2 separate regions of the Mus musculus genome follow, and region 2 is linked to region 1. The links are chromatin loops, found by intact Hi-C in ENCODE. Cell type or tissue: gastrocnemius. All regions are shown on one strand. Each heading gives the region's core, and the rest is flanking DNA. Links, peaks and the distances in the headings are about the cores only. Region 1 holds the start of Casz1 (castor zinc finger 1). Region 2 has its middle 8.1 kb from the start of Gm32897.

Evidence for each region. Hi-C counts contacts between places; a loop is a spot of excess contacts. Peaks named below come from ENCODE experiments on the same cell type or tissue, not always from the same donor. Only the 100,000 strongest peaks of a DNase experiment are listed, where the experiment ranks them.
Region 2: it touches region 1 in a loop (11-fold over the local background); 11 of 42 quality-filtered maps call a loop at or near these places.

Annotation. Positions count from the first base shown.
Region 1 is chr4:148,795,424-148,811,046 of GRCm38, forward strand. Casz1 (castor zinc finger 1) reads left to right here and starts at 8,969. Exons shown (of 21, transcript NM_001159344.1): 1 at 8,969-9,091. In gastrocnemius, for the core only: CTCF peaks have their summits at 8,732 and 11,580 (motif pointing right); DNase peaks (open chromatin) are centred at 8,927, 9,505, 10,738 and 11,583; H3K4me3 peaks cover 3,626 bases; H3K27ac peaks cover 5,016 bases.
Region 2 is chr4:148,747,652-148,763,274 of GRCm38, forward strand. No RefSeq gene overlaps it. Among named protein-coding and RNA genes, the nearest start is that of Gm32897, 8.1 kb to the left of the region's middle. In gastrocnemius, for the core only: a CTCF peak has its summit at 4,049; no DNase peak of the experiment used is centred there; H3K4me3 peaks cover 1,797 bases; H3K27ac peaks cover 4,800 bases.

The sequences.
Region 1 (15,623 bases), core at 3,897-11,896:
CAAACCCAAAGGCACCCCGCTCCCGGCCCCTGGACCTTCACAGTCTCCTGAATCAAACTCCTCACCTAAGAGACTTCTCTGTATAGTGTTGTCTATCTCAGGGTAGTCCACCTCTTGGTGATGGAGGGAGAAACTGTACCTGAGGGGAAAGGACCCACCCAAGACCTCCCAACAAACAAATATAGGTAGACTGGGACCTGCACTTACTCGAGGAGTCTTTAAGAAGCTTTCTAGACTCCCGGATTTTTCTGTAGTGTGTTTTGTGCGCGTATCAACACGGCAAGGTCTGTCAGCTCAAGCACTAGCAGGGCGCCCAGTAGATGAGGTGTTCATCAAATGTTCCTTGGATAAATCCGAGAGTGTGTGAATAGACAGATGGACAGGTGTCAGAGGCATGAATACTTGGAAGAATGGATGAGAAAATGGATGTGTGGAAGAGGGAATGGACAGATAGATCGATTATTGAATAGATGGGTAGGTGGATAAAAGGTTGCATTGATGAATGCATGGCAGCTTGGATGCATGGACGAAAGCTGGGAAGGATGGATGGGACGAATGGGAGGATATGTGGACGAGAGGTAGAGACTCAAAGATGAGAAGCTAATGCTGACCTTTGCTCCCTTCACAGCTCTGTGGAAAAGGCTACTTTCAGATGGCCAAGGGCTAGCTAGTCAGTTTCAGTTGGAGCACAGCCTGTTGGAGCAACACTGGAGGCCTGCTGCTCTGAATTTATGTCTTCAACAATCAGACCACCTTCTAGCAAGACAAAGCCCTCCAAGAAGAAATCTGAGCTGAGGGTATCTAGGGACCACATATACCACCGCCCCCCCCCCCACTTTCAAGTAAGCCATTCTGTAGGAGGCAACGCTGTCTGGGTCAGAAGAATGGGCTCTGCTCCCACACCACCACCACTCCCTGCACGGTCACAGGAGCATTGGCAGCCTCATGCTCTGGGCCTCAGTTTCCATCTCTGGACTGCTCTCCTGGCTCCTGGTTCTGGGTCTGGCTTGTCTCTGTGGGCAGCACAGAACGACTCCATGGCTCTGTTTCGCTAGCTAGGTGGCCTTGTTCTCCAGTCTCCAACTCCTCCATGTCAAGGAGCTATGTTTAGCACTGTCCAACACGTCTGCCCTGCTGGGGAAATGGGAATGGGGGCAGGAAAAACACCAGGAAGTCAGGCTACATAGTCTCTGCAGCCAAGGCCCACACTCCCTCTGAATTCTATTGAAAAAATAATAAAAAGGTAATTACTTTGTCATTACTGAACACTGGTTTGTCTTTTTTTTTTCCTTTCCTTAAGCCCTGGCCATAAATAACCAAGCCATTACCTCTCATAGTGGACACACATGTGGACAGGAGCTGAGTCCTCGCACAGACCATGCTTTCCACCCCCACAGTCCCACCCCATCCTACCCATATACATGGTGTCTGCCAAGCATCTACACACACACACACACACACACACACACACACACACACACACACACACACACAGGAGAGTGCATACCTGCCTGTCAAACAATCGTGACTTGCTCACTTGACATTTTCTGAGCATTCTGCAGGGGGCTGGAAATGATAAAACAGCTACTGAGTACAAATCCAGGATGGGTTCTGTATGAATTCTTCCCACAATGTTGGGAGGCAGATCTGCTGGTGTGTCACAAATGGGGACGTTGAGGCAGAGAAAGGCTCAAGGTCACATAGCAGAGGGTTGAGCTGAGAGTTTGAACCCATGTGACCAAATTATATATAAAACCCATGCTCTGATACACAGATTATTTTAAAACACACACACTCATACACTTACGCACACACATGCACACACACACATAAGCACAGTTTAATTTGAGCAGGGTGCAGGTAGAAGACCATGACCATGTACTGAGATGGGATAAATAATGGAGAGCTGGAGCAGCATGTGTTGAGGTACCTAGCTCAGCCCTGGGCAGGACCACATCGAGGAGGGCTCCCGAGAGCAGACCACTCCTCTTGTTCTGATCTTGTTCGTTGTTCTAGACAGGGTCTCCTGTAGCCCAGGCTGGCCTTGAACTTGTTCTATGTAGTTCTGCCTGGCTGGAGCAGAGAGTAGCAAAGGGGTAGAAGGTGAGGCTGGAGAGGTAGGCAGAGCCTCTGCATACATCCAAGTCAGGCCAGCAGAGCTGGGAGGTCCTCCCCACCCACACTCAACTACCTGGCACTCCTGCCATGTGACACGAGGCACTTCATCAGCAAAACAGCCATTTCCTGCCTCCCTGGCCGGCCCTGCCCTCTGTGGGACTCGGTGCCACCTCCACAGGTTCTATCGGGTAGAAGCATGGCTACTTCTGGAGTGGTAGGGCGAGTTTCCCTCGCCTGTGCCCTGCTATGCCAACCTCAGGCAGGATCGACCTCCCAGGATGGAAGAGGCAGGGGCTGTGCTTACGGAAGTTGGAGCTGATTTCAGTTGGGCAGAGACCTGGGAGGAAAGAAAAATGCTAAGGGTCAAAGATGGGGACATGTGCTATGTAGCAGGGGACAGCCAGCCATGGGAAGCATGGTTCTTACTAGAAGGGCAACTCAGGAGAGGGGAGGCAGGTCCCTCTGACTTTTCAATCTTGAGGTTTATCTTGTTCAACAGGCCCTGGTGCCAGGCCTACCCCGCCCTGGCAGGCGTGGGAGTGGCTAAGGTGTTGGCCCATGAGTCTTTGGGTAAGAGGTGATGTCAGCAGGCGGCCCTGCCCCTCACCTGGCTGTCCCTTTGTGTATTCAGGTATCTGCTGCCAACTCAAGTGCCTGCCAGGCTACAGGGCACAGCCGTACCTCCAAACCTTCTTTAAAGGGACAACAGGGGCCTGGCCTGGGAATGCAGACCTGTCTGTAATCTTAGCTGCTCAGGAAGCTGAGGCAGGGGGATCAAAAAATTCAAGAGAGTTGGGTACCTTAAGCAGATCTGGGGTGTAGCTTGGTGGAAGGATATTTGATTATTCCGCACAAGGCCCCCAGTTCAATCCTAACTGAAGACAATAAGAGACCCCACAGCCTCACCAGAAAACACTTGCCCTATCCAACCGTCTGCCTAAGACGCCCTCTGCGGACACCCCACGCCCAGGCAAGCTGCGGAGGTAGCTGAGGTGGGTTCCCCTTACATCTTAGAGGCCATTCCACACCCCAATACCTGACTCTCACAGTGTGACTGTGTGCTCACTGTTTGCAGGTTCTTTATATTTAAACCTTTCCCCCCAAAACTGTCCGCACTGAACTCTCTCCCCAAACCCCTTTTTTTTTGAAGTTTGATACTTCTCTTCCTCTGGTAGATAGTGTGGAAGATGCTAAAGCCGCGAGGAAATGTGGTAGAGACGAGAGAGAATGGGGCCAGAGACTATTCCTACAAGAAAATATGAGTCACCTGGGGCTCTTCTCCTGACCAGGCAGGGGTAAACACAAATACCAAAAACAAAACAGAAAACCAAAAAAAAAAAACAAAAAATCCCCCAAACCAAACAACAACAACAAAACCAAACCGGCTGTTAGTGAGAACAAAGCAAGAAGGGAGGAGAAACTCTCAGCAGCTAGCGAGAAAAACACCCAGCGCCTTGCTTGGAGCTGAGAGTCTGGCAGGGAAACTGAAAGCCAGTACCCAGTGGCTCTTGAGCTCAGGAAAACAGGTAGTATTTATGGCATAAAAATCCCTAAGGATTTTCTGTCAAGAGGCTTCTGGAAGGTACAAGTAGATCTATCTGTAGGAGGAAGAGGGAGCCCAAGTCAGTTGAGGCTGAAAGATTGACCCACCCTATTCTCCCCTAGCCTCCATCCCCACCCCCTGGGCTGAGCAGACAGGCTCAGCCCTATGCCCCCACCTCCTGTGGGATGAGCATATTGGCCCAGAGTCTGGGGTGCTGGCTCCGGTTCGAAGAGGAGAAGTAGGACCCCACATTCTGTTCCAGTTCGGAAGTCCTTCTCCCATCTCTGCTGAGGCTGAGGAGCTCAGCAAGGCCGTGTGAACCTTGAAACAGCCCCTGCATGCGGCCAGCTTGGTTCTAATAAGGATTCATGACTGGAATCACAGGCTCCTTCACCCATTAAATTAGCAGGGGTTAAAAAGAGAGAGAACATTGAAGGTTGGAGAGAGTGAGGTGGTGGTGGGCTGGTAGAGCCTCCCGGAGGGAGGGCAGCTTCCCGACGCCCTCCCCTCCCTGAGGGGGCAGTCTGGCGATGGGTCTCGAAAGCTCTGAAATGTATGCATGCTCTTTAACTCAGCAAATCCACTTTAAAGAATTCATGTGGTTATTTATGGACAAGGATATTCATTAGGGTTATTTATAATAATGAAAAGAATTGGGAACAAGTTATGGGTCCAAAGTGTTCAATAGTGAAGGATTGTTTGAGTAAATTATCATCTAACGCCGTTGTACAGTCATTAAAAGTCACATTGTAAAAGAATATCTAAGCATGTAAAAAAAATACATGTTACATACGTGTGGCAGGCTAAGAAAAAATTGTCTAATATGTTCTGTGTGGTTCTGATTTTGTGGAAGAAGATGAGGGAAAAAAACAAAATAAAAATTTAAGAACATTAAAAATCTTCAAGGTGATTAGTCATGGTTAGTGGGATTAAAGGGGCTGGGGTTGTAGCTCACTAGGTAATGCTGAGCTCCCTGCATCACATAAGCAGGGCATGGCACACGCCTGTAATCCCTGTATCTGGGAGGTGGAGCCCGTGGAAGGTCATTTTCAGCTATTTAAGGAATTCTAGGCCAGCCTGGTACACACTAAAAGAAAATTACATTTTCTCTTTGTTTGTGTTTTCTGAATTTTCTATAACAAATATATGTTGTGTACATAATACGAGACAAATAATTGTGGACTTCGCCAAAGGAATGAGAGTGTACTGGGGCGGAGGGACTTGTGGATGGGATCTAAGATCTGAACTCAGAGTTTAGGAAAAAGCCCCTCTCCCTGCCTTGCCTCCCCGGGACACTCCCAAGAGAGACATTCGTAAATAAAATGAATGAACTCAGCTCTTTTTATTTTTAATTACAACTCGCCCTTTAATCACCATAATCATTGTCTCTGACACTTGTTTATTTAGTCACTAGGCGTCTATTGAGTACCTACTGGGACAGCAGCTCCTTGAGACACAACGAACCCCCAAACTAACCCCTACCCGAGGAGAACCTCGAGGCATAGAATAGCCCAGGCAAAATGGGGAACAAAAATATGATATGACTCCCCCCTTTTTATTGACTGCCTGCTGTGTAGAAAATACTTTGTCATAGTTTAGGGGGTTTGTTTGTTATTTAGATTGTGACAGGATGTAAAGGAGCCAGATCTGGCAGTGCACACCCTGACCCTAGAACTTGGGAGGCTGAATCAAAAGGATCTTGAGTTCAAGGCCAGCCTAGGGTAAAAGAGAAATACAGACCAACCAGGGCACATAAACAATTGAAGCACACATGGAGAGACGGCCATGTTCTTCTCGTCCAGTACATCCTCATACCTAGCTTCATCTCCTTCTGATGCTCTTGTTGCCAGTGTAGCTGGTCCTGAGGGACTCAGACTGTCTACCTCAGTCTTGGGGAAGTTGTTCTTTGCATCCCCATCTGTATAATGGGTATTATGTTCATCAGTGTAACTACCTCTTCCTGATGTTGTGTGGGGAGGCTGAGCCAACCCAAGTGCTCCGTGACACATACATAGTAACCATTCCATAAACACGGGCTACTGATGTAAGGTCAGGTTTTGCTTTCAGTCCTTAAGGAGGATTAGGAACCAAAAAACCAGGAGGCGAGCTAAGCTGGGGTATCTTCCAAGGCTTTCCTAATCATAGCAATAGAGGCTGGCTTAAATTTGTTTGTTTCATAATCAATTATTCAGACACAGTATTTGGCTCCTGAGCTCCAGAGATAACGACACTGTCTGCATTCAGTGGGGGCAGTGTGTGTATGGGGGACGTCTCCCTAGAGACTTAGAAATGAGATAGGCTCTCGACTACAAGCATTCCACACAGAGGCAGGAGACTGTCTACCTTTCTCTGCTAAGATACAAGCCTCTAGAGACACCTCCATCCTCCCCCCCCAACCCCCACCCCAGGACCCAGCAAAATGCCAGAGAGTAGAAACCCAGGTAAGATCACTCATCTACCTGGTGTCTCCTAGGCTGTACTAAGTCAATTGTCACTTGTCTGGGCTCTTTCTGGCCATTCTTCCCTAGGGTAGACACTTCAAGACACCTTGATTCCAGTGAGGGCTTATTATAGTCCAAGCACTGTCATAGGTACCCGGGACACCAAGAGCCACCATGTCCCTGTTTGCAGGATGCTTCCACTCCAGCAGGGGCAGCCAGAAAGGAAACAGGAATCAATCAATGTACAAGCAAACTCATTGTATATCCACAAACAGGATAAAGTAACAGAGAAAGGCCAAGAACTATGGCAGGAGGAAATGACAGGACCTGGTGAATGGAAGTCCCCTAGCCATATATATATATATATATTTTTTTTTCCCCTCTGTTGAGTTAGGCGTGGGAAGATGTTGGGGTCCAACAGGAGCCTTCTCTGCCCTTCAGCCTGTCTAAGACGTTAGTCACTCACACGGGCAAGGTTCCCATTGAGGAACCCATTAGGAGAGGGTTGTAGAGCTCCTGAGAACAAAAGTGGAGTGAAGAATAAGTGGGTTAATGAACATTTAGTGGGAGAGATAGGCTTGTGATGTTGAGGGGAAGGTGGAATGGAATATGTGTATGTGGTATGGACAATTCTAGTGGGAAAAGGGGTTGAGCCTAATACTAGGAATGGAGGTGGGTCTGATAATGATGTAGAAAGAAATCTGTCACCATCCCCTTCCTGGCCAGGCCTTGTTCATTGTCTAATTCAGTTCTGTCTCCCACTGTGGAGTGTTGGGCTTAGAAAATACATACTCAGTGAATGAATGAGCAAAGGATTACTCCAAATAAACATAACAAAAGGAAACTAGACAGAGGACAAGAAGGGATGGGGAGAGGACTTGAAGGAAGGAGGGGTACTGGATGTCCCCAGGAACAAGGACAGTTACTGGCACTTACAGATCAATATCTTGGCCCAAGCCCTTTTCCTGCATTAACCTACGTTAGTCTTGCAACGCTCCCAGACAGCAATACTGTTATCAGCCCCATTTCTCTGTTGGGATAACTGAGGTACAGAGGTCAAATGTCTCATTCAAGGTCACCCAGTTGGTGAGTGGCTGGTGGTCTGTCCCTGTAGCTCAAGTTGTTGGCTGCTGCTGCAGTGGTGAGCAGGCCTACTTTGTCACCTCTCGGATGACAGTGACTCAGTTTCTCTCCGTGTGGGCTGGCAGGATTGAGCTTGAGATCTCTGGGGGAGGGGGGCATTGGGGTGGGGAGGGCATGTGTTCTCCTGAGTCACCAGGTTCAAGTATCTCAGAAATACTTGGATGAGTCTGAAGCCTGGGAGCTAAGGATGGGAGATGGAAGGGGAGACGTAGGCCACAGTCTGTTGCGGCTGCAGATGACTTCTGTTAATTCTTGGAATAAGGAGGGAAGAGACCAAGATGAACTGGTGGATTTGGGGTTGTCCAAACCCCCAAATCTGCTCTTCGTGGGCTGTCAAATCTGAGTAGTGAGGTCTGGATTTGTTGTTGTTGTTGTGTATGTTTTTGTTTTGCTCCAGTTTATTTTCCTACAAGTGTGACACAGCTGTCACTTACCATAGCATCTGAGGAGTGTGTGACACCTCACAGCACTGACCCAGAGGTTTTATTTAGGAACTCTACCACCTCAGGGCCAGAGAGCCTCAGACTCTGGTCATTTGCCTCTGGACCAATGAACTTTGAGCTCACAGCAGGGCAGGGAACACATCCCAGCAGGCGACTGTCCTAGCGCTGGCCAGGCAAGACAGTAGGGTCATGAAGCAGAGCAAAAGCTTTCCAGTAGGCCCCAGTCCCCAGCAGGGCTGGGCATTGTGGGCGGCATTTTCTCTGAGCAGAACTCACTGTGTAAAGTGCACCTCGAAGTTGGATTATGCTTTGCACTTTTGCTTATTTATGCAATTAATAATTTGCCTATTACAGCGGTCAGTTTCTAACTCATCTTGCCTGGGGGTCCTTCGCCTTTGATTTTTTTTTTTTTTTTTTTTTGGTCTCACTTCCTGAATTTCCATCCTGAATTCTGCAGTAGGAACAAAATGGGTATCATCGCTGAGTCTATGCTGGGGTGTGGTAGCCTGACTGGGAGAGGAAGGACCAGGTGTTAGGGCCAGAGGACCGGTGACCCGCGTAGACAGCTAAGAGGCCCTGCTAGGGTATTGCAAGGATGCAAAGTGTCCTTCAGGGGAGATGAAAACGGCTGTCACCTCCCATCTCCAGGCCAAGGGATCGTCTCCCCCAAGACACTCTGCTTTCTCCGTGGATCTTTCACTTTGCAGCATTCTCGTTTTAATGCACATGATTTGCCCTCCTCCCACGCATAGAGTAAGGTTGTTCTGCGTGGCCTGTCTTGCTCACTTAAGGATTTATTTCTTGCATAAGGGGCTGAATGAAAACTCCCCTTTGCAGAGAGTAAGAGCAAAGAAAATATCAAACAGGGAAGATTTCATTCGACTCTTCTAACAGTCTGGCTTGCAAAAAAGAGAGCCAATTTTCATTGAAAAAGTGGGAACCAAACTCGGGGTGTCAAAGGGTTCAGAATAGCTGGAAAGTAACGCACCCTTGTCCCTTTCTTCTGTCCCAGTCTCAACTCCATTCAGAGGGTGTAGAAACCTTCCGGAACCGCACAAGGGAGCAGCGCGCTCTGATTCTGCTTCGCTGGCCGATCTCGCCGCGCGCGCACGCGGAGCCCAGCCTTGGCGGTGGGTGGGAAGAATGCTAGAGGGGAAGGTCTGGGGGTGTGAGGGTGGAGCGGAGCCCAGCCCCGCGATCCGGCCCGGGTTTTGCATGCCACCCACTCGCCCGTTCGGCCGCGGAGAATTCCATAATCACAGCGGGCGAGAGCGGAGACTGGGAGCGAAAAATCCGGGATCCGGCAACTTCGGTCGCGCATGCGCGCCCGCGGCGCTCCATCCCAAACACACACACATTTTTCCCCGGACTTGGAAAGTCACCCAAAGCCGCCCCAAGTGCAGGTAAGAGACTCGGCGCTCCTTCCACCGCGGCCCCTTCAAGCCCTCCACCTCTGCGGGCCTATTGGGGCGCCTCCAGGTTTCACCCTTGTCCCGGTGCAGTTCACTACCCCCGGGGTTGCCGCTTGCAGCTGGGAGCGGGCGAACGAGCGAACGACCGAGCCAGCCAGCCTGCGAGCGGCGGCTGCCACCCAACTCCGGCTGTACGGGAGGTAGGGGGCACAGAGGGCTGGCACCCCGGCGCGGGGCGGCGCGGCGCCCGCAGTGACCAGGGGAATGCCCGGCGAGCCGCTCCAGTGGAGGGAGGGCTGCAGCTCCTGGGGGTCACTTACTCCAACTGAGGGGTCGGCGGGGTAGGGGAGAAGAGGGGGAGGTGCCAGGCACGAGTACAGGACTTTGCAACTAGGGTGGGGGCGCTTTCCGCGCAGTGGGCTGGGGGCGCAGGTGCTTGCCAATACTGGGTGATCGTTCCTTCTCCCACGCCCCCTCCTGCTGCAGGGGGGTCGTGAGCTGTCTGGAGGAGAGAAGGAGGCAGGGGTGAGGGGCTCCTGGGGTGACTTTGCAAGACTTTGCCCAAGGGAAGGGGTGGGTGGGGATCTCCTCTAGCCGGCTCTTGTGCCCCGACACCGGGGTGTATGTTCTGCCAGCAGAGGTAGGCAGTGTTCGCGTAGGCGCAGGGTGCCAAGGGGAGCTCCGGGTGGGAAAATGAAGGCAAGAGGGTTCTGGGATCTGGGGAGCGGCGCCCCCTTTTCTATCTGTGCCTGGGAAGTTTATCTCAAGTGCGCCGCTCCAAGCGCGGCAAGTGGCGCTTCTTACTCTTTCCCCCTACCCCCGAGTCCCCCCCCGGGCTCCGGCTCGCAACGCTGGGTACTGGCTCCGACCGCTCTGCTGTCGGCTGAAGCTCGCCCTGGATCTGGGGAAAAGTTCCGGGGGAGTTGTGGCGGCTACTGTGTGCGCGGAGAGAGAAGTTGCGCCCGGGGACTTGGGACGCTGGGTTGGCAGGCCCGATTGCGGGTGGAGCGGTGAGCTCCGGCGCCGGAGGTGGGGGCTCTCTCTAGGGATAGGAGAGGATTGGACGGGGTCTGTGACCCTAGGTGGGCTGAGGAGGACCTCGGGGGTTTAGCGTGTGGAGAGGACATGGGGCTGAAATCGGCTCCTGGCAGAGGACAGGAGCATGTAGGGGCACAGGGGACAGTGAAGGGGAGATGACTGGGCCACCAGGACTCTTGGGTCGACCTTCACTATACAGGAGCGTCAAGTGGTAACTGACGGAGTGGGACTCTGAGGGGTGCGCGGGAATCAGGGGACCCTGCCAGACAGACCCTCAGCCGTGGACCTCCCGGGACAGGGGGCTGAGTCGTGCGCCCGGGGTGAGCCGGCCGGGCGGAGCGGCGGCCGGTTTATTTTTACTCGGTGGCATTTGCAGAATGTGCAGCTGATGACCGTCGGCCGCCAGGAAGTTTTGCTTTCTGTTCTTTCTCTCTCTTTTCGAAGCCAGCGCGACCCGGAGCGGGAGAAGCCGGGGAGCAAGGCCTGGGAGGGGAGGGGGCGGCCTCCTAGGGTGGAGAGATTCGACCAGGGGAGCACTGGGGCTGCGGGCGGGGGTGCCCGGGCGCGGGCGGGCGCTGGGCGGCCGAGAAGCGGTTGAGCGAATGTCTGTCCCCAGCGTTTGGACTCTACTCTGAGAGGGGAACAGGTGTATGCGCCGTCAATCACAGCGGGAGGGACACTTTGGGGGCGTAGATTAAGATCATAATAATAGATTTTTCTCTAGGGGGTGGGCACAGATTCTTCTTCCAAGTCTTCCCCGACCGGGGTCCCCGAGCTGGGGGAGGAGAGGAGTGAGGCCAGGGACCGCTTCTCCCCGCAGACAAGTTTCTCCAGATTCAGCTTCGGCTTGCGAAGCCGGCCTGGGTGCGGCGAGGACCTCCATCCAGTCACGCTGGGAAGGGTGAAGATGTAGATGCCTGGGTGGAAGATGTGTTCCAGCAGGGATAATACCCCTCCTCCGAGCTGGAGCTCCCCTAAACCTGGCAGAATGTTGGGGAGACTGAGCGTGTACGTCGCTTCTCCAAAGGAGTGTGGGGGGCGCGGCCCTCGGTGTGTGTATCTGTCCAGCTAACGCTTAATACAGTCACAGAGGTTGGGGGTGGGATGGGGTAAAGTAGTCTCCGGACAAAGTTGGTAAATTTAGGCCGCCTCCAAGCTGGTATGGGCGCGCGGTGAGAGCGCACAAGGGAACTGGAAAACAGATCGTCTGGTAACGTTGGTGACCACCCCCCCCCCCCCGCCCAGAGCGCGCGCGCGTACACACACACACACACACACACACACACACACACACACACACACACACACACACACACACACACACACACACGCCGCCATGCTAAAGGGAGCTGTCCCGGCTGAGCAGGAGCAGCTGCGCCAGGCGTGGGGCGGGGGATAGTTGGTCCCCCGGGGCTGCGCCCTGACTGCACTCCACGTGCCCGGAGGGGGCGCTGGGCAGATCCGCGCCCAAGCGCAAAGCTCTTAGCTTGAGCCCCAGTGGCGGCCGAGCGGTGCGTCCCGGGCGGTCCTTGCACCCCGCACTGTATCGCGCAATTGGAACCACTTTCACACTTCCCAAACTTTGGCTTTTTGTGCTTCGCCCCTCACTGCAACTCCCAGACCCTTTCCTGGACCGAGAAGGGGAATTTTCTTCCACCTCTGGCAGCGTCCAGCGTCAGTCTTCACGGAACCTAGCGTATCCGAAAGACACCCCCTCACCCCATCTTGTTAGCCACCTTAGAGGCGGTTAACGAGGGTTTATGGGGAATATTGTTGAACTTCAGTAATCAGGTTTCCAGCGATCTTATGCCTCCTGTTTAATTTATTAGACTAGTTATTTATTCTGTTGATGATAATCTGTTGCTGGTTTCTATGGAGATGTTAAACTGATCTCTTTCAGAAATCAAACTCCATATGCACTAAAACGTTTAAAGAGCCAGTGCCTCCCTCTTCCCCTCCGCCTTGCCCTTTTTGTTTTATTTTGTTTTTAGACTTTGCACCTTCGTGTCTTGCTCTGAGTATCAACTCATTTTATTTCCTTCTGACGAAGGAAAGGAGCCCGGGGGACTCCCGCTTCGTGGCAAGTACAGCTTATTATGGCTAACAGAAAGAGAAGGCTTTGATCCCCAAGTTGCGTCACCATTTAAAGCAGGATCATCTCACCACCGAGCCCTCCCCCCCCCCATCATAGAAGAGCAAAATTCTTTCAAGATCAAAGGGGCCAATCTGAAAAAAAAAAAACTATTGTTTAAAAAAATAGGAAAGTCTGTTACATAGGCGCCTCCCCCTTTATATCTGCTCCCCTTGTGCTTAATGATTTTTTTTGAATAAGAAAAACAAAACGCAACCCATCTCTCATTCTTATTAATAGTTTATCTTGCCCCCCCCTTAATTTAAAAAGAAGTTCAAAGTTAGATTTCTCTGCCTGTGGGGGTTGAGGTATATTTACTTTCTTTGAGATCCTGACCATCTGTTTTTGGGAATTTCGCCTCTGGGAAGAAGGAAAAGGTTTTCAGTCAAAGCTAATAGGATACTGCAATTTTCCCTCTTTTGGGAAGTTGTCACCCCAAAATTTTAACTCCTAGCTTTTTTCTTGCTTTTTGAGAGTATTACTGACCTGTGGTTGGTGTTTAAAAGTATATCAACTTTTTCTCCTTCTCAGTTTAGGGTGTGTGTGTGTGTGTGTGTGTGTGTGTGTGTGTGTGGTGGTCATGGTTAGGGGGAGTCAGTGAATTAAGAAAATAAGGCAGAAAAAAAAACCATCTTGATTGGTGACATCCTGAAAAAAAAATGCAAACCTTCTCTAGCTCCAATATTTATCACGCTGACAGATATGATACAAAGCGATTGCATTTCGTAATGATCCTTAGGGACTAAGTTGTAGGTAAAACCATTTAATGCATTTTTAATATTAAAATAAGACCCAGGCTCCATTTTCTTGGAGGTAGGGGGAATGGAGGTCCCCTACAGAGTTTGTGCTTTTGGAATAGGCTGGTTAGCTTTTTCAACTGCAGCCCCCCCTTACATTTCCATTTACTTTGGGGGGGGGCATGAACCACACACAGGGCATTTGACTTTCATAAATAAATTTATATCTGGCCAGAAGGCCCAATACTAAATAAGAGCTCACTTAAAAAAAAAAAAAAAAAACACCAAGACTTTACCCCTGCTAGGAGAAAACAAACAAGCAATACATGCCCCCCCCCCCAAGTCTTATTTTGCAGGCGGGTGGAGCCCTTGTTGCTTTTCAGCTCACGGGAGAGGGGAGGGGGAAGCCAACCCTGCTATTTCCCTCTTTGCTATATTTTAAATTTTTGTTTGATTTGGATTGCAAACAGAGCAGAGGCTTAGGGGTAAAAAGAGCACTGTGGCTTTAAACTCAGGAGTTTGCATATTCTCCTTGTATCTTTCCCCTTTGCTAATTATTGTGTTGTTTTCAGAGCAAATATGTCATATCCATGGCGACCGGGCAGGTTTATTGTCTTTCTGAAGCAATAGCTCACATAAGTAATTAATGACTTTCTTTTTTTTCCTCTGGCTTAGGTTAAACAGATCATTCAAGGAAAGTCATCTCTCTCTCTCTCTCTCTCTCTCTCTCTCTCTCTCCTCTCTCTTGTTTGTCTTTTTTTCTTTTTTCTTTTTTTTTTTTAAAGCTCAGTAACATAAGAACATGAGTTAGAACAAGAAAATACTTTTAGCTAAAAAGTCAACAGTTTATTTTGCTCAGCTTTTTTCCTTTAGAAGCTGAAATGTCAGCTTCAGACCTGGGCACTGCCATCTCCCACCCCTGCGTAGAGCAATCCCTGCGTGGGCTGGCAGCCTCCTGAAGGTTGTACACAGGGAGGCCTGGAGGTGTGAGCACTGGGGGTGGGGGCTGAGGACATTTGCTTTTGAGGCTTGGGGGGGGGGATAGCAGTCCAAAATGAGTATTTTTTCCTGTATTTAGCAAAATTTAATTAAATTGTTTACAGGAAAGAATTAATGACTTGGTAGTGATGTGCTCACACCGGGCTAGCTGCCTTCTTTTTTTCCCTCAGTCTGGCTAATTAGAAGGACCAAGTTTTCTCTTCCTGTCCACCTTCAGCATCCTCTGGCACTCTTAAGCACTTTCTCTTAAGCACTTTTTTACTGTAAAAGTAGGTTTTGGAATCTTTTCTGGTTATTTTTCCAACATGATGGTAGAGTTTGGGTTTTTCTTTCTCGCCCCCCCCCACCTCCCCCTCTTTCTTTCTTTCTCCTTTAGACTTCCAACTTGAAGCTGGTTCCTTCTCAGGAATCAACAGCTCTGACTGATTGGAACTCAGATACAGTAACTTTGTTTTCCTTGGTGGGGGGAGAGGGCCCTTTCAGCGTGTGATTGCCTGATGACAAAGCTCCCTAAGGCACACTGTGACAGTGTGAGGAAGGTGGAGACCGTCCTTTCTCTTTCTTCATCAGTCACCTTGTATATTCTGCCGGTTTTAAATGGACCTTCCTCTGCTAGAGAGAAGCCTTATGATGTCAGCTTTTAACTTTAGAAATGTGTTAGGTTTTCTACGTGCCAGCTGCTCTTTCGCCCTCCCCACTAACATTAAGCACACTGACACCGGCTTCCCCACCTCTTTTAAAGATTTCATAGAGAGCCAAGGTTTTGCGTGTGCCCTTCAGAAGCGGGGGTGGGGGGTGGGGGTGGGGGGACGGAGAGGGAGACGTTTGTGTTGTCCTCAGACACATTCTAAAGAACATTTGCCTCCTTCTGAACTAGTGCAGAAAGACTGGGAGTCGATGGGAAGGGTCTTTAGCTTTTGGCATTGACAATAAAAATCTAAAGAAGAGAGATTTATTTGGCATCTGGCTTCTGAAGAAGAAGAAGAGAAGGCAAGTCTGATGCGGGGACTCCAGTAGAGCTATAATTGAGCCCGTAACCTCTTGATGTCTATATCAGAGAAACAGGCATGAGCAGAGGGAGCGGGCTGAGGCAAACAGGCCTTGCTAGAGGAGCTGGGGCTGAGGCACAGGGAGAGGGAGATAGATTTAATTTATAGACATTTTAAAAACTGTAATTTCATTAGGATCTGCTCTTCCTTTTCTCTGAAGGGCAGCCCGGCAGACCGATAAGGCCAGTCAGTCCCTCTGCCCGGGATTCGAGTGTGTTTCCTGGGCGCAAGGCTCCGTGTCCTTGCCAGCTCTGAACTCTGCTTGGTTGCTTCTCTGCCCCACTGGCTGCTGCCTTCCTCCACTTCACATGAAACCCCCCGAGTAGCTAAAAGTTAGGCATGGCCCTGGCTGCCCTGGATCTCCCCTCTGGTCTTCAGAGATCAGGTCTGTCTACAGCCTGGGTAGTGTCATCTGTGTGCCTTCCATCTGTCACCCGGCTGCCTGTGGTTCCAGTGGCAAGGGTCCACTGGAGGCAGAGAGACAGCCCCCGTCTCGTTACCCCCTCAAGTTCACCAAGTTGAGTTGCTTTGGTTCTGAGGCCACAGCTTGCAGGGGGTCTGGGGGGGGG
Region 2 (15,623 bases), core at 2,408-10,407, 49 kb before region 1:
GAGCAAGGCGAGGTGCTGGGGTGTGTGTGTATACATGTATGTATATGTATGTGTGTATTGTGTGTATGTATGTGTGTGTATGTATGTGTGTGCATGTGTATATATGTGTATGTGTGTGTTCGTGCACGTGTGTGTGCATACGTGTATCTGTGTGTATGCATGTATATATATATGTGTGTGTATGTATGTGTGTATGTATGTGAGTATGCATATGTGTGTGTATGTATATATGTGTATGTGTGTGTGCATGTGTGCACGTGTATGTGTGTATATGTGTATGTGTGTGTATGTGTATGTGTGTATATTAGTGTGCATGCATACGTGTGTGTGTGTGTGTGTGTGTGTGTGTGTGTGTGTGTGTGTGTGTAACAAACTCTATGCCTCAACTCTGTCCTGAGGGGCTGAGCTGTCTTGCTCAACTGCGCCGCTCTAATAGTGGCCCCTGACTTTGCACTTTGGACAAATGACAGGATTGTTCTAAGGTTAGGAGGGAGAAGGTATTCAGGTAAAGAGGAGCTGGGAGGCCATGGGGAATCTGGGGGGCTACAGAGAAGAGGAGCTAAGGTGGTCCCAGCCCTGCCCCCTCATGCCTGCAGAGGAGGCCAGCGCACTGCCCGTTAATCAAGCTTCATTTATATTAGCTTGACTCGATCTACTGTATATTTGAAATGGATTTAATTTTAGATCATGCACTATGGAAGGGGGCCAGTTTGGTGTAAGGCACATTATTAATATTTTCCATAAGCTGCATATACATTTTCCAGGGACAGATATATGAACAGCAGCCCCTGGGCTCCTGGCCTGGGAAGGGGATGCCTCTCTCTCTCTCTCTCTCTCTCTCTCTCTCTCTCTCTCTCTCTCTCTCTCTCTCTCTTCCCTTACCTCCCTCCATCTTCGTATCCCTCCCTCCCTCCCTCCCTCCCTCCCTCTCTCTCCCTTTCTCTTTCCCCATCCTTCCTTCTCTGTCTCTGTGTCCGTTTCTCTCTGTCTGTCTTGCCCGAGTCTCCCTTCTTCCCTGCAGCCTGGGGTCGCGTGGCTTTTGAAGGAACTCCTCGCTGTACTCTGCCCCTGTGAGCCCCAGATTTCTCCTGCCATTATGTCACTGTCAAGGACCTTGAGAGACCTGAGCAAAGATGGAAGCCAGGGCTGCACAGGTCCCAGGAGCCTGGCTTACCGGTGCATCTGGTTGTAGGAGGCCCAGGGCCCTCACTGAGATATCAGAGAAGCTTGGGCTATGAATGCAAAAGGGTTTTGAGCCTCCACCTTCAACCTTATGCCCAAAGAGAAAGGCCAGAGCTCCCAGTGGTCGGCTCCCTACTCAACAGAGCATGCGCAGGCCAGACCCGAGGTTCTGAGAGTTCTGCTACACTGGGCTGCGATGGTTCTTTCCTGGAGATGGGCAGTGGGTCTGAGTCGTGGTGTACTAGCTCTAAGGACATCGGCATCACGGTTCTTGCTTGTTCTCACACGCTAGCCCTGGACTCCAGAGAACGGTGGCTTCTATGTCAGGGGACAGGCCCATGAGCAGGCTGGGGGGCCACAGATCGGAGCCTTGTACCTTGTCGCCTAGCCCCGGAAGCATCCTTCCTGGCATGGCTTACTATTTTAAACATAGATAGAGAAAGCTGAACCTCCTTATTTCCCAGCATGGTCTAAGGGCTCCCCTAAGCTGCATGCTTGCTTTCTTGCCACCAGCCTGTCTTCTACCCACAGCCTCACAGTGACTGACCACATCTCTCCACTGCTCCCACCCTTGCTGGTCCACACAACTGCCGCCTCCACAGGCTCACAGCTCGGGTTTCTAGGAGGCCCTAGACAGTCCTGGCCGTGCCCCTGAACTACACCGAAGAGACCAGGTTTAACGCAAGCACATGGCCCGGAGTACAGCTTGGTCTATCATGATCTTCTAGCATGCGTGAGGCTGGGTTCTGCATCCTTCAGATCCCAGATCCCTCACAAGGGAATTTTCCAGAGAGTGGCTCTACCCACTGTCCACCCTACAACCCTCCTCTCTTCCCCCTACTCCTTTTGCCTTATTTTCTGTCCTTTACCAGCCTTATGCCATGAACATCTACCCCAGGACCTTTGCACACCCCAGTCCCTCTGCTCAGACCACTATTTATCTCTTTCCTTTCTGATGAGCTGTTTCTCAGCCCCTAGGCTCTGCTTTGAGCTCCCCAGGGAGACCTCGGCTCACACATACCCTTTCCACTCAAATCTAGATCAAGTCCCATGTGTGCTTTCTCCCCCAGACTACAGCCACAATTAGGGTCTCACTAGCCACACCCAGCAGGCAGAATCCTGCATAGGTAGCCATGCCTCTACCGGGACAGGTAGCTGCCGACACCTCCACCTCCAGTCTTCACCCCATCAGTTTCTCCTCCGACAGCACAGAGCACAATACGCCTGTCACCACCCCAGCCCCGCTGGCAGCCTTTCAGAAGTGGCATGCGACGCTGCTCTTATTCATTCTTAATTTAAGGTTTTGCAAGTTGTAATAACCCCTTTCCCCCCAAATCACTGGGGACGGGGCCTCCACGACAGCCCGGGGCAGGGGAGTTGATGGGTAATTGCAGCGCGCACTCACACTGATGGGGTCTGGAGCAGACAATGGAAGCTGGAGCCCAGAGACCCAGCCTTGTTCTCTTCCCAGTGTGCCTGGAGGGAGAGAACCAGGCTGGCACTGGGGCCTGGAATCACAGCCAGCTGTGTCATCTGTGGTTCCTCAAGAGAAAGGAAGACAGAGGGTCAGTGGCCCCAGTCTAGGGGACTTAGATGGGGACAGATGCCCTAGAAAGTGGGGGGCAAAACCTTTTCCCACTAGTTCTACCTGTCCCATCTAGCTGCAGGCTGTTTCCCTCTGCTCTGGAACCAGAAATGGCTCCAACAGAAAAGAGAAAGGGGGAGGGTAGACATGTGGGCAGGTGGCCTAGGAACGCTGGGCCTGGCTCTTCAAGCTGTGTGACAGTCAACAATCCTCTTAACCTCTCTGAGCCTCAGTGTCTTCACTGTCTTTTTTCACAGTCTTTTTTTTTCTTTTTCTTTTTCTAGCTCTTGCCCCAGAGGTGGTTCTGCCCCAGGGATGGTCCTGTCACAAGTAGAGGCGTGCCACTGTGTTTCAAGAGACTATTTCCAACCAGGGAAGCGACCGAGGAGTTTCTCACAACTATTTCAAGAGAGATCTGTCCAACTTGTGATCAGAGGTAGTAGGGATTCCCGCTCCTGCAGGATGAGGGAGGGACTTGAGGCACAAGTGTCTCTTCCCCTCTCCCCCTTTTCCCACTTCCAGAAGGCCTCAGTCTACCTGGGCAGCAGTCTAGCAACTAAACTCTCATCCTAGCTAGGAAGGAAACAGTTTTCTTGTTGACTGCTCCCTTCCTTTCAGATGGTAGGATTAATGTACCTGGTGCTGGCACATAGTAGGTGCTGGACAAACATTGGCCTAATGAGTGAATGAATAGGTGAACAAGGGAGTGAGGCCCATGAAGGAAAGTGGAGGTCAAGGGCGCGTGGGGGAGGGGCTCAGGGCTGAGACTCTTGGGCCCACCTGATTTCTGTCCTGGTGTGAGGACCACTACTCCTGTTATTTACACACTTGCCCAGTCTGTCTCAGTGTCTTGTTCTAACGTAGTCATAGGGAGGAACCTGTAAATTCAAGCGCTGCTGCTGGAAAGAGGGTAGGATTCCTTCTGAGTATGAGGTGGGCGGAGGGTGATTTCCAACAGGGGCTGTTCTGGGTTCCCAGGGCTTCTCTTGTCTCCGAAGCCTCCATCCTTATACCTGAAGCCAAAGCATTTTAAGGGAGCCGTGACCTCCTGTGCGCAGTCACAGGAGCCAAGGGCAGCATTGCCAGTGCCTCTACTGCAGCCCTGGTCCCTCCACTGCCAGGTCACCCAGATCTCTTACCCAGGGCCCAACAATCTCTCATACCCAGGAAAGGCCAGGAAGTTTGTTGAGGCCCACAGCAAGAGGCCTCTGAGCCAGGGCCCAAGGGTGACTAGGATATCAAGAGTACTGACTGCTTCTCTCAAAGAGCCCACAGCAGGGGGACACGCTGAAGCTAGATTCTCCTTAGGGACTTGGAGCAGTGAGGCAGAGGGAAAAAAATAGACCTGACGATGGCGTTTACGCTGTCCAGTGTGCAGAAGCCATGTGCTGGCTGAAGGTGTTCTGTGACAGAGGTGGGGGGAGGGCGGGGAGGGGCGGAATGGGGGGGAGGAGCCGTGCATGAGAGGAGGAGGAGAGAAGAGGGGAAGAGAACTGTGAAAGACAGTGACTGGTCCAGAAAAAGGGAGGAGGAGGAGGAGGAAGAGGAGGAGGAAGAAGAGGAGGAGGAAGAGGAGGAGGAAGGGGAGGAGGAAGGGGAGGAGGAGGAAGAGGAGGAGGAAGAGGAGGAGGAAGGGGAGGAGGAGGAAGAGGAGGAAGGGGAGGAGGAAGAGGAGGAAGGGGAGGAGGAAGGGGAGGAGGAAGAGGAGGAGGAAGGGGAGAAGGAAGAGGAGGAGGAAGAAGAGGAAGGGGAGGAGGAAGAGGAGGAGGAAGAGGAGGAGGAAGGGGAGGAGGAAGAGGAGGAGGAAGGGGAGGAGGAAGAGGAGGAGGAAGAGGAGGAAGGGGAGGAGGAAGAGGAGGAGGAAGGGGAGGAGGAAGAGGAGGAGGAAGGGGAGGAGGAAGAGGAGGAGAAGGAAGGGGAGGAGGAAGAGAAGGAGGAAGAGGAGGAAGACAAAGGAGGAAGATGCTAAGAGCACTCTCAGAGTACGGGGCACATGGAGATAGATGCTGGCGTGGATGGAGACATCTCATCTACACACATGCCTGAGATGAGAGAGGGAGAGAATGTGGCCGGGGGCAGGGCTGTAAACTGTATCATTGGCCGTAAGACTTCATCAAATGTAGTTTGGCTGATGCTTGTTAATATAGGCAGAAGCTTGAGAGGCAGAGGCATCTAGAACAGGACCTCTCTTCATGCGATTCTTTCCTTATGCCTGTGAACACTCGTGCAGTGTGTGCATTGTGTCGGAGTGTGGAGGAGGGCGGGGCTCAGTTCCCATGTCCCCCATGATTGCTTACAGTCTTCTAATGCTGGGGTGCAAGCTGGTGTGGGGTCTGCTGGTGGGCAGCACAACGTTGGCCCTGATGGGGTGCGGTGGGGTGGGGCGCTCCCAGAGCTGTGAGCGGCCAAGGCCAAGGCCAAGGCCAGGCAGGCAGGGAAAGTGAGCCATAAAAGGGCCACTTCTCGCTGCTGTTCACTTGACACGCTCTACCCAGAAGCCACCTGTTCAGCCATCAGTCACCCAAGGAAGACACAGCTTTCCTGAAACTAGGAATTGGACAGAGAGTCCTGGGAGGAGGTGTGTGTGGGGGTGGGGATGCCTGCTTTGTGGGGCTTCCAGGAGCCCCCCAGGCTCTCCCTGGGCAGCCTGGAGAGTCAGGTCTGGCCTCTCAGAGCTAAAATTAAATCACACCCCCGATCTAGCATTAACTTGGTACATTTGGGGGCCATGAGGGGACAAAGCAGTGGCCACTCGGTGGTAATAAAGGAACAGTTTGTGCCAGGGACAGGGAGAGGCATGGGGCAGGGGGTGGCACCGGGGCTCGCTGGGGTTTGAGGGGCAGGCAGGGCAGCTGGGGTGGGGAGGGATCTGGCTTGGAGGCAGGCCTGGGGCTCTGGCCAGTGGCGGCACCCTGGCCAGTGCAGTTGCAGCCGTGCCCCGCTGTGCCCCGCCTCAGATGGCTTGTTAATTTCATCGTTTAGCCCGTTTATGGTGTTCCCAGTTGCTGTTGCTTTTATAAACAAGCATTTTGGTGACCTTCCCCTCCGGACATCAGCTCTGCAAGAATCCCGAGCCCTGAACATTTATAAATAAGTCTTCTCTCAAGTTCCACAACAGGTGTGCCCTCCCCCCACCCCCCTCCTCTGTCCTGTCCGAAAACTGAACAGTTTCACCAAGCGAAGGGGAGCTGCGCGGCCTGTCTTAAAGGGGTAACAGGCTCAGTGGGGGCCACATGCAGTCTGTCTAAAAGGAGTAACGGGCCCAGTGGGGGCCACGGGTACAAGGCCCAGAGGGATAATGGCCCACCTACTCCTCTACCTTCCCCAGATTGGGGGTCCCAGAGGAGAAGGCCAGGCTAGAGGCTGGATGACCCCTGACTGCACTTCCCCCAAATGCTCTGGTATTCCTTGGCTAATGGAGTGTATGGGAGTCAGGCTTCACTCAAGGGAATTCCCACAGAGACCCCATCCTGTTCCCCCAACTGCTTCCTCCCTCTGGACACACACACACACACACACACACACACACACACACACACACACACACACATTCAGCTCTAGTTCACTCATTTGTCAGACACGTCTGGAAACTCCTGAGCCACACCCCGTGCTAGGGACAAAAGACTGAGGGCTCAGCCTGCCCTGAAGAAACACAGTGTGCGTGTGCCTGTGCCTGTGTGCTTGCTCGCACCTGTGTGTGATTGTGTGTGACTGTTACTGTGTGTGTGTGCATGTGTGTGAGTGTGTTTGTGTGACTGTGCGTGTGCATGTGTGTTCATATGTGTGAGTGTGTTTGTGTGGGTGCGCGCGTGTGTGTGTGTGTGTGTGTGTGTGTGTGTGTGTGTGTGTGTGTGTGTGTGAGAGAGAGAGCAGAGTACAAACTGGAAGATACACGCACCCTGTGTGCCAGGGCTCGTAGCCTAAGTGCGCAGGGCTGGTCCCAGGAACAGAACAGACTCCCTAAACTAGGGCCTGGAGCTTCCAGAGGGAGCTGGATCTCAGACTGAATCATCTCACAGAGGTGACACATTCCAGGCAAAGGACCTGACTGGGTAAGAGAGCAGAGGCAAACACAGCCCCTGGGGACATGGAAGATTTTCTGGCCTGGTTGCTGCTCAGGGCTTCACTGAGCGCATCTGAAAGCAGGGCCTCAATACCCTACAGTGGAGCCCTCCTGCCCTGACAGCAGCTCTGGCTTAGATTTGGGAGTCAGGCTTGAAAGAAAACATCGGATTGTGCTGTTGAAGGAGAAGGTGATGATGGTGATGATGGTGGTGATGGTGGTGATGGTGATGATGGTGATGGTGGTGGTGATGGTGGTGATGGTGATGACTGGGAAAGAGGAAGGGAAAAAATCCGGAGAGGTGATGATGACAGACCTGGATATGATCGTGGCATGTGGTGATGTGGATGCTGATGATAACAGTGATAATGATGGTGGTGGTGGTGGTTGTGATGATGATGGTGGGTTTGTGATAACATTTGTGAAGTCAGCCTATTGATGGCGGCGAGGGTTGTGATTATCACGATGTTTGACATCATGGAGTGGGGATTGTGATGGCGGTGATTACGACAGAAATTACAGTGTCCGTGGTGGTGGCAAGGACAGTAATGGCGGCAGGTGATGGTCGGGATGATGGAGGTGGAGACCATGGTGGTGGCTGTGGTGACTGTCACTTGTCCAGCCCCTAGCCTGTGCTAGGGTGGCCTGCAGAAGATGAATATGGAGCCCATATTCTCTTTGTCTCCAAGTGGACATGAGCCACAGCAATGCAAAGCCTTGGGTTCTGACAGTGGCAGAGGCATCTGAGAACTGAGGGGGTCTGTCCCCTCCTCCTCATTTTTAAAAAAGATTAATTTATTATTGTATCTAAGTACACAATAGCTGTCTTCAGACACACCAGGAGAGGTCATCGGATCCCATTATAGATGGTCATGAGCCACCATGTGGTTGCTGGGAATTGAACTCAGGACCTCTAGAAGAGCAGCCAGTGCTCTTAACCACCAAGCCATTTCTCCAGCCTCATCTCCTTTTTAAAAGAATATTTTGTTTAAAAAAAAAAAGACAAAACAAAACAAGGTGGGTTTTCTGGTTTTTGTTTTGTTGTTTGTTTGTTTGTTTGTTTGAGACAGGGTGTCCCTGTGTAGCCCTTGCTGTCTTGAAACTCACTATGTAGACCAGGCTGGCCTCGAACCCAGAGATCCATCTGCTTCTTCCCCCTGCGGGCTGGGATTAAAGGCATGTGCCTATTTCTCCCTCCCTTTCAAACCCTCCCACACCCCTTTCTTGATGTTCTCATTTCTCTCCCAGAATCTCTGAGTAGCTCAGGCTGGCTCCAATCTCATGATCCTTCTGCCATTCAAATGTTATGATTAGAGCTGGCTCTGGAGTGGTGCTGGTTTCCAGATAGTCACCCATCCTCTCTGGGTGCCTTAGCAATCTCAAGGTTCCAGCATTTGCAGTAACCTCTCTTGCCACATAGAGAGAGATCTTGAACTTGCCATGGTCAGGAACCTCCTTTGACCTCTAGCTTCAGGTACCCAGCAGAGCCTGGGTTGGTTATAGGGTGCCCAGAAAATGCCAGATGTGTTGATTTATTGTCAGTACTGGCTGATTCAGGGGCCCTTTGTTGCCCCTGAGGCTCTCCAGAACTGTCACTCTCTGGCAGCCACAGGCTGGGTCCCAGAGGAGAAAGGAGACAGGAAGGATGAACCTGGCTCAGCTGCCAGTTTAGGTTGGTGATAGACTGTTTGACATTGGAAAGATAATAGCCTTGTGGCTAATGCATCTTAAGTCCTCTTCCTTGTAAAAATTAGTTTCATTTTGTGCATGGGAAGTATGTTGCCTTTGTATAAGTCTGTATACCATGTGTGTATAGTGCCTGAGGAGGCCAGCAGGGAGCGTCAGACCCTTTGTAACTGGAGTTACAGATGGCTGTGAATTGCCATGTGGGTGCTGGGAACTGAGCCTGAGTCTTCTGAAAGAACAACCAGTGTTCTTAACCATTGAGCCATCTCACCAAACCCTGGATTTGTAAAAATACAAATTCAAGTTAGGAATGTAACTCAGAGGTAGAATGGAGAGAGAGAGAGAGAGAGAGAGAGAGAGAGAGAGAGAGAGAGAGAGAGAGAGAGAGAGAGAGAGAGAGAGAGAGAGAGTTTGTGCACGCACATGTGTGCCCCTGGGTTCAACACAAATCTATAGAATTATTGTTGGTGATACCATTAAAATAGGGTCCACAGAGGCAGGGAGTAGCTTAGACAGTAAAATGTTCACTGTGCAATATTAGGACCTGAGTTTGAGTCCCAGAGCCTGTGTGAAAAGGCTGGTGTGGTAGTGTTCCCCTGGTACTCAGAGCTGAGGAGGCAGTGACAGGAGGATTCCTGGGTCTTGCAGGCCAGCCAGTCTAATATAACAGGGACCCCTAGGCCAATAGGAGAACTTGTCTCAAAAAGAACCAAGGTTGGGGACCAGCAAGATAGTTCAGTCAGTAGAGGGACTTGCCTCCAAGTCTGATGATTTTGGCCAGCAGGCTCAATACATGGGGAGAAGAGGGTGGGCAAACATGGTGGGAGGAGAGAATTGACTCTAATAAGTTGTCCTGTGACTTCTAACACATGTTCCATAGCAAGCTTGAGTGTACATGCATGCACAAACAGGCATGTTCAGACAGGCATGCACAGACAGGCATACGCATACACACATGTACATGCACATGCATGCACACACATCCTTTTACTTTTACTGTTGCTGGGGACTCACAAACAGCACCACACTTTCACACCTATGTGGGTCTGAGCCTTGAGGGCCAACAGAACAAAATAGTGACAACCATGATGCATTCTGGCTGCATGCCTAGCACTGCGCTCAGAGCTCTGAAGGTGTCCCTGCTGCCTCTTAGCCTTGGCTCACTGGAGCCGGCCACTGCCCGGCTCTCTTCACCAAATAGCCTACAATAATGACCAAAAGACACCCTCTGTTGCCCTGAGTGGAAACCAAGGCCCAAAGAAAGGGGAATGGGTGAGTGGGGATTTGAACCCAGCTGTACCAAAGTCATGAGTGCTCAGGGACTTACAGGGTCAGCTAAGTATCGTGTGTGTGTGTGTGTGTGTGTGTGTGTGTGTGTGTGTGTGTGTGTGTGATGTAATATTACATACATGTGAATGTATGCGTGTATATATGTATGTGTGAATTTATGTACATGTGTGTACTTATGTATATAGGTCTATCTCTCTCTCTATCTTGCTAGTCACCCTCTTTGTGTCAAATGTTGTTTCAAGGATTGGGACCTCACTCTGGCAGGTGGTAGACTGAAGAGAAGCCTGTCACTAACTGTAACATGAAGTATTTCATCTTATGTACATGTCTATGTATCTATGTGCTTATATGTACCTATGTATGAATATATGTGTGTGCATGTGAGTGTGTATGTCCATGTGTGTGTAAATGGGGGTGTGTATGTGTGTGTATGTATGTGCATATGTGTATTTCGGTATGTGTCTCTGTGTGCACGTGTGTCTATCTGTGTGTGTGTATATATATATATACCAGCCTGTGTGTGTGTGTGTGTGTGTGTGTGTGTGTGTGTATACCAGCCTGTGTGTATGTGTGTGTATACCAGCCTGTGTGGGTGCAGTCTGTGTATGTGTGTGTGTGTGCACGTGTGTCTCTGTGTGTGTGTATATACCAGCCTGTGTGTGTGTGTGTGCGCGTGCACATGTGTGTGTGTGTGTGTGTGTGTGTGTGTGTGTGTGTGTGTGTGTGTATCTGTGTGGTTAACAGCATGTACTGCTCTTAGAGAGGACCGGAGTCTGGTTCCCAGTACCCACACCAGACAGCTCACAACTGTCCATAACAGTTAGTTAGAACAGCTAGTTCAAGGGGATTTGGCAGTTCTAGGAGGACTTTTCTGGCTTCCATGGGTACTGCATGCCCATGCCCCCCCACACACACACTTAAAAACAAATCTTAAAATCATTTTGTAAGGTGGGCGGTGGTGGTGCACACCTTTAATCTCAGCACTTAGAAAGCAGAGATAGATAGGTAGATCTCTGAGCCTGAGGTCAGCCTGTTCTATAGAGAGACTTCCAGGGACAGCCAGAGCTACACAAAGAAACCCTGTCTCAAAAAAAAACCAAACAACAACAACAAAACAGTTAAAAATTATTTTGTGGTCTATAAAAATGATATGAAACCCCAATTCCCAAATCTATGAATAAAGTTTTATTAGAACACAGCTATGTTGTTTGGTTATATGCTGTTGGTGATAGCGTTTGCCTCCAGGAGCTGCGTGCAGCAGCAGCCGCAGCCGCAGCAACTGTACAGTGTCCTCGTTTTGCTCTGCTCTATTTACTGAGTTTGGTAGTTAATATTATCCACTTGACAATATCTAGAATCACCTTGGAGACGAAGCTCTGGGAACATGTCTGTGAAGGGGTGTCTAGCCTGAGGTAGGAAGTTTAGGTTAATTGAGGTAGAAAGACCAACCCCAACTGTGGGTGGCACCATTCTGTAGTCTTGGGTCCTGGACTGAAAAAAAAAAAGGAGAGAGAGAAAGTGAGCTGTATCCCAGCATCCCTCTTTACTTCCTCACTGCAGATGTCATGTGACCAGCTGCCCTAAGCTCCTGTTGCCAAATCTGTTAGCATTTTGTCTAAGCCCCGCCCCACAGTTGCCTGACAACAGCCAGGTTTGCCTGACTCACTATAAAAGGGGCCGTGCCCCATCTTCTCTCCCTTACTCTCTTGCCTTCTAGCTTCAGCTGTGTCCTCTCGCCTCTTCCCCCCTCTCTCCCCATTCGCTCCCCTCCCCCCTCCATGCACTCATTTCAGTCTCTTCTCTTCTCTTCTCTTCTCTTCTCTTCTCTTCTCTTCTCTTCTCTTCTCTTCTCTTCTCTTCTCTTCTCTTCTCTTCCTCCCCCTCCTCTCTCTCTCTCTCTCTCTCTCTCTCTCTCTCTCTCTCTCCCTCTCTCTCTCTCTCCCTTTCGTTGTCTCTACCCTCTCAACTCCCCTCCCCATGCCCTGAATAAACGCTACTATATATATATATATATACATATATATATATATGTATATATATATATATATATGTATATATATATATATGAGATACCATACCATACCATACTATACTATACTATATGTGGCTGGTTCCTCAGGGGGAAGGGATGCCTCAACATGGGCCTACCGAGGCACCCCCTTCCCCCACACCTGACTATACCTTCACCAAACATATTCCTTCTCCCCTTATCTTTTTATAAACACAACAATGCTTTCCTGGCATCATGGACTGTGTGTCCACAAACTGTGAGCTTGGAGCAACCCTCCCTTCTTTAAGTAGCTCCTGTCTGGCACTGTTGTCAGAGCCTTAAGACCAATACACTGGGCATGTAGAACACTGCTTAGCTCTGCCTCTGGACCGGCCACACTGGCCAGGCCATGTTTACTTTCTTACTCTTCAAATACCAGACATGTCCTGGAACTCACTCTGTAGACCAGGCTGGCCTCAAACTCACAAATCTGCCTGCCTCTGCCTCCTGAGTGCTGGGATTAAAGGCCAGCGTCACCACTGCCTGTCTGGTTTTGTCTTGGAAGACAGAATCTTATGAAGACCAGGCCTCCAACTAGCTATATAGCCTAGGCTGACCTTGAACTCCAGATCCTCCACCTCTACCCCTTGAGTGGGGTCCGGGATTCCAGGCTCAGTGTGATGTGCTGGGTTAGATCCTGGGACAGAGGGACCTGACACAAAGTGTCAATCCATAGACCACACAGTGAAATGAATAGAGGAGAAGAGGTGAATCTTTCCTTGGAAATAATTTCCAGCAATGCGTGTGGAGACAGCATAGAGAGGTGGAGTTTAGTCCATGAGCCCTTGGGTGTGAACTATGCTCTGCGACCTGCTTCCAAAGAAGAGGAAGTGAAAGGGAAGACAGCCATTTTGCTATTGCTAATGGAGAAAGCCAGCAGCTAGCATAGCAACCAAGCCACGGGGCCCATTTCACTGGTGAAGCCACCAGGATTCTGTGAGGGACATTCACCTTTGTGGTTCTCTTTTCTCTAACGCCTAAATCCGTTGTGATCCGAGACAACAGCCAAACCCAGATGGGGAACGTGCTCTAGGATATCTGGCCAAGACGCCTAAAGAATGGCAAGGTCATAAACACCCAGGCCAAAAGCAACTTGGGGAGAAAGAATGTATTTGGTTTACACTTCCAAGTCATAATCTTTCCCCGAGGGAAGTCAGGCAGAAACTCAAGGCAGGAACCAGAGGCAGGCTTGTTCTCTGGCTCATGCTTAGCTTCTCTCTGTCTCTGTCTCTCTCTGTCTCTCTGTCTGTCTCTCTGTCTCTCCCTCCCTCCCTCCCTCCCTCCCTCCCTCCCTCCTTCCATTTTTTTTTGATATAGGTTTCATTGTGTAACCCTGGATGGCTTGAAACTTTTTATATAGACCAGGCTGGTCTCAAATTCATAGAGGTCGATCTTCCTCAGCCTCCCTGATGTTGGGATTAGAGAGGTCTGAACCATCACAACCAGCCTAGCGAGCTTTCTTATATAGCCCGAGACTGCCTGCCTAGGGATGGTGCTGCCCACAGTGGGCTGGGCTCTCCTGCATCAATTAATAATCAAGATGATCTCCCACACACATGGACCACAGGTCAATCTGACCTTGGCAATTGCTCAATTGAGATTTTCTTCTCCCAGGTAATTCTAGCTTGTGTTGACAATAAAAACCAGTTCAGTCATGAACAATGAGAAGAGAGTGAAGACATTGTCACAGACCAGGAGACTCTGGGGAGCCATGACAACTAAATGCAATGTGATGTTCTACATTAGATCCTGGGCTAGGAAGAAGAAGTGAATGAAACTGACTACTCCCCCCCAGTCTGGAGCTAGTTTACAGCGACATGTCAATGCCAGATTCTGGAGTTTTGACAGTGCTACATGGTGGCATGTGGTATTAGTAGTGGGAGCACGGAATGGGGGTGTGGGCATTATCCGTTCTATTTTTGAAACTTTTCTGTAAATTTAAAATTATTCCAGAATGAAAAGTTTATTTTTAAAAAATGTCCTAAATCCAATAAAAGTTACCAGGCAAGCAAAGGAGGAAAAAATGACCCATATCTAGGAGAAAAATGGATCAATAAAAACAGACCCAGAAATGTCACAAATGGTCGGTCGGGCTAGCAGACAAGGACACCAGCATCGTGCCCTTCATAGTCAGGAAGGTGGAGGAAGTGGATAACATAGGGAAAAAAGTAGAAATGCTAAAGGAAGATGCCCGACATCAACTTTTTGGCCTCTACATACACATAGAAACTAGCACACATATGTGATCCCCACCTCACCACATGTATGTATGTGTGCACATATATATGCATGCATATGTATATGTGTGTGCATGTGGGTATTTATACATATGTGTATGTGTGTGCATGTATGTGCATGTATGTGTGTGCGTGTATGTGTGTGTGCAGGCATGTACATGTGTGTATCTGTATGCATGTTTGTATGTGTGTGTGTGTATGTTTGTATATGTGTACATGAGTTTGTACATGTGTGTGTGTATCTGCATGTGTGTATGTGTGTGTACATGTATGCATGTGTGTTTACATGTGTGTATGTGTGGGTATGTGCACAAGTGCATATGTATGTGTGTGTGAATATTTTTTAAACACCAAGACTGGGCTGGAGCGATGGTTCAGCATGAAGTGCTTGTTGCCCAAGCATGAAAAGCCACATTTGGTCCTTCAGCACCCATGTAAAGGGACAGATGAGGTGGTGTGCCCCTGCAACCCTACTGCTGGGGAGGTAAGACAGGAGTATCCCTGGAGCTACTTAGCCAGCTACTCTAACTGAATCTAAGCTCCAGGCTCATAAAAACCTGTCTCAAGACATAAGGTGGAGAGTGGTGGAGGAAGACACCTGGCATTGACTGCTTGTCTTGTGTACATGGACACACACACTTACATACAACACACACACACACACATTTTAGAAATTGATTCACTAATTCAAAACAGCGACAGGGACTGGATCTGTGGCTCTGAGGTGGAGAATGTGTCCAGCATGTGCACAATCTGGCTCCAGTCTCCAATACTGAAATAAAAAAGACTTGATTAAAATTTCAAGGATATATGGAGTCACCATTCAGAATGGCGCACACACTGGATGGATTAGCAACTGGTTATATACCACAGTAGGAAATATCAGAGACCTTAAAACCACAATGATAAATGAGAGAAATTGTCTAAAACACACTGAAAGGCTGGTGTCAAAGCTGTGGCTCAATGGATTAAGAGCATTGTCTCTTAGAAGCATGAAGATCTGAGTTCGAATCCCAGAGCCACCACAAAAAGCCAGGCATGGGACTGGTGATGGACTGCAGCAGTCATGTTGGATGGCTCTCAACTCTTCTGAACCTCTTGGGCACCTATTCTTACACACACAGACACACCGACACACACAGACACATGAACATACACAATTAAAAAATAATAAATGATTTTAAAAAGACAGGCATGGCTCTGCTTGTGTGTCTGTACTCCCAATGCCAGAGGGTGGAAACAGTCAGAGCCCAGGATCTCACTGGCCAGCCAGCCTCACCCAAAATGCTGATGAGCTTCTGATGTGGTGAGAGGCCCAGTCTTGGGGCGTTAAGGCAGAGAGCGGGAAGATACCCATTGTACTTCATATGTGCACAAGCAGGCACATGTACCACACAGGTGCAAGTACCCCCTTCCCTGAAACAAAAAAAGCAACCCATAAAACATACCAGGGCTCCAGCAACCCATCAGGCGGTCTCCCACATGCATAGCTGGATTTCTAGATGGGAATATGAGGATACAAAACATAGT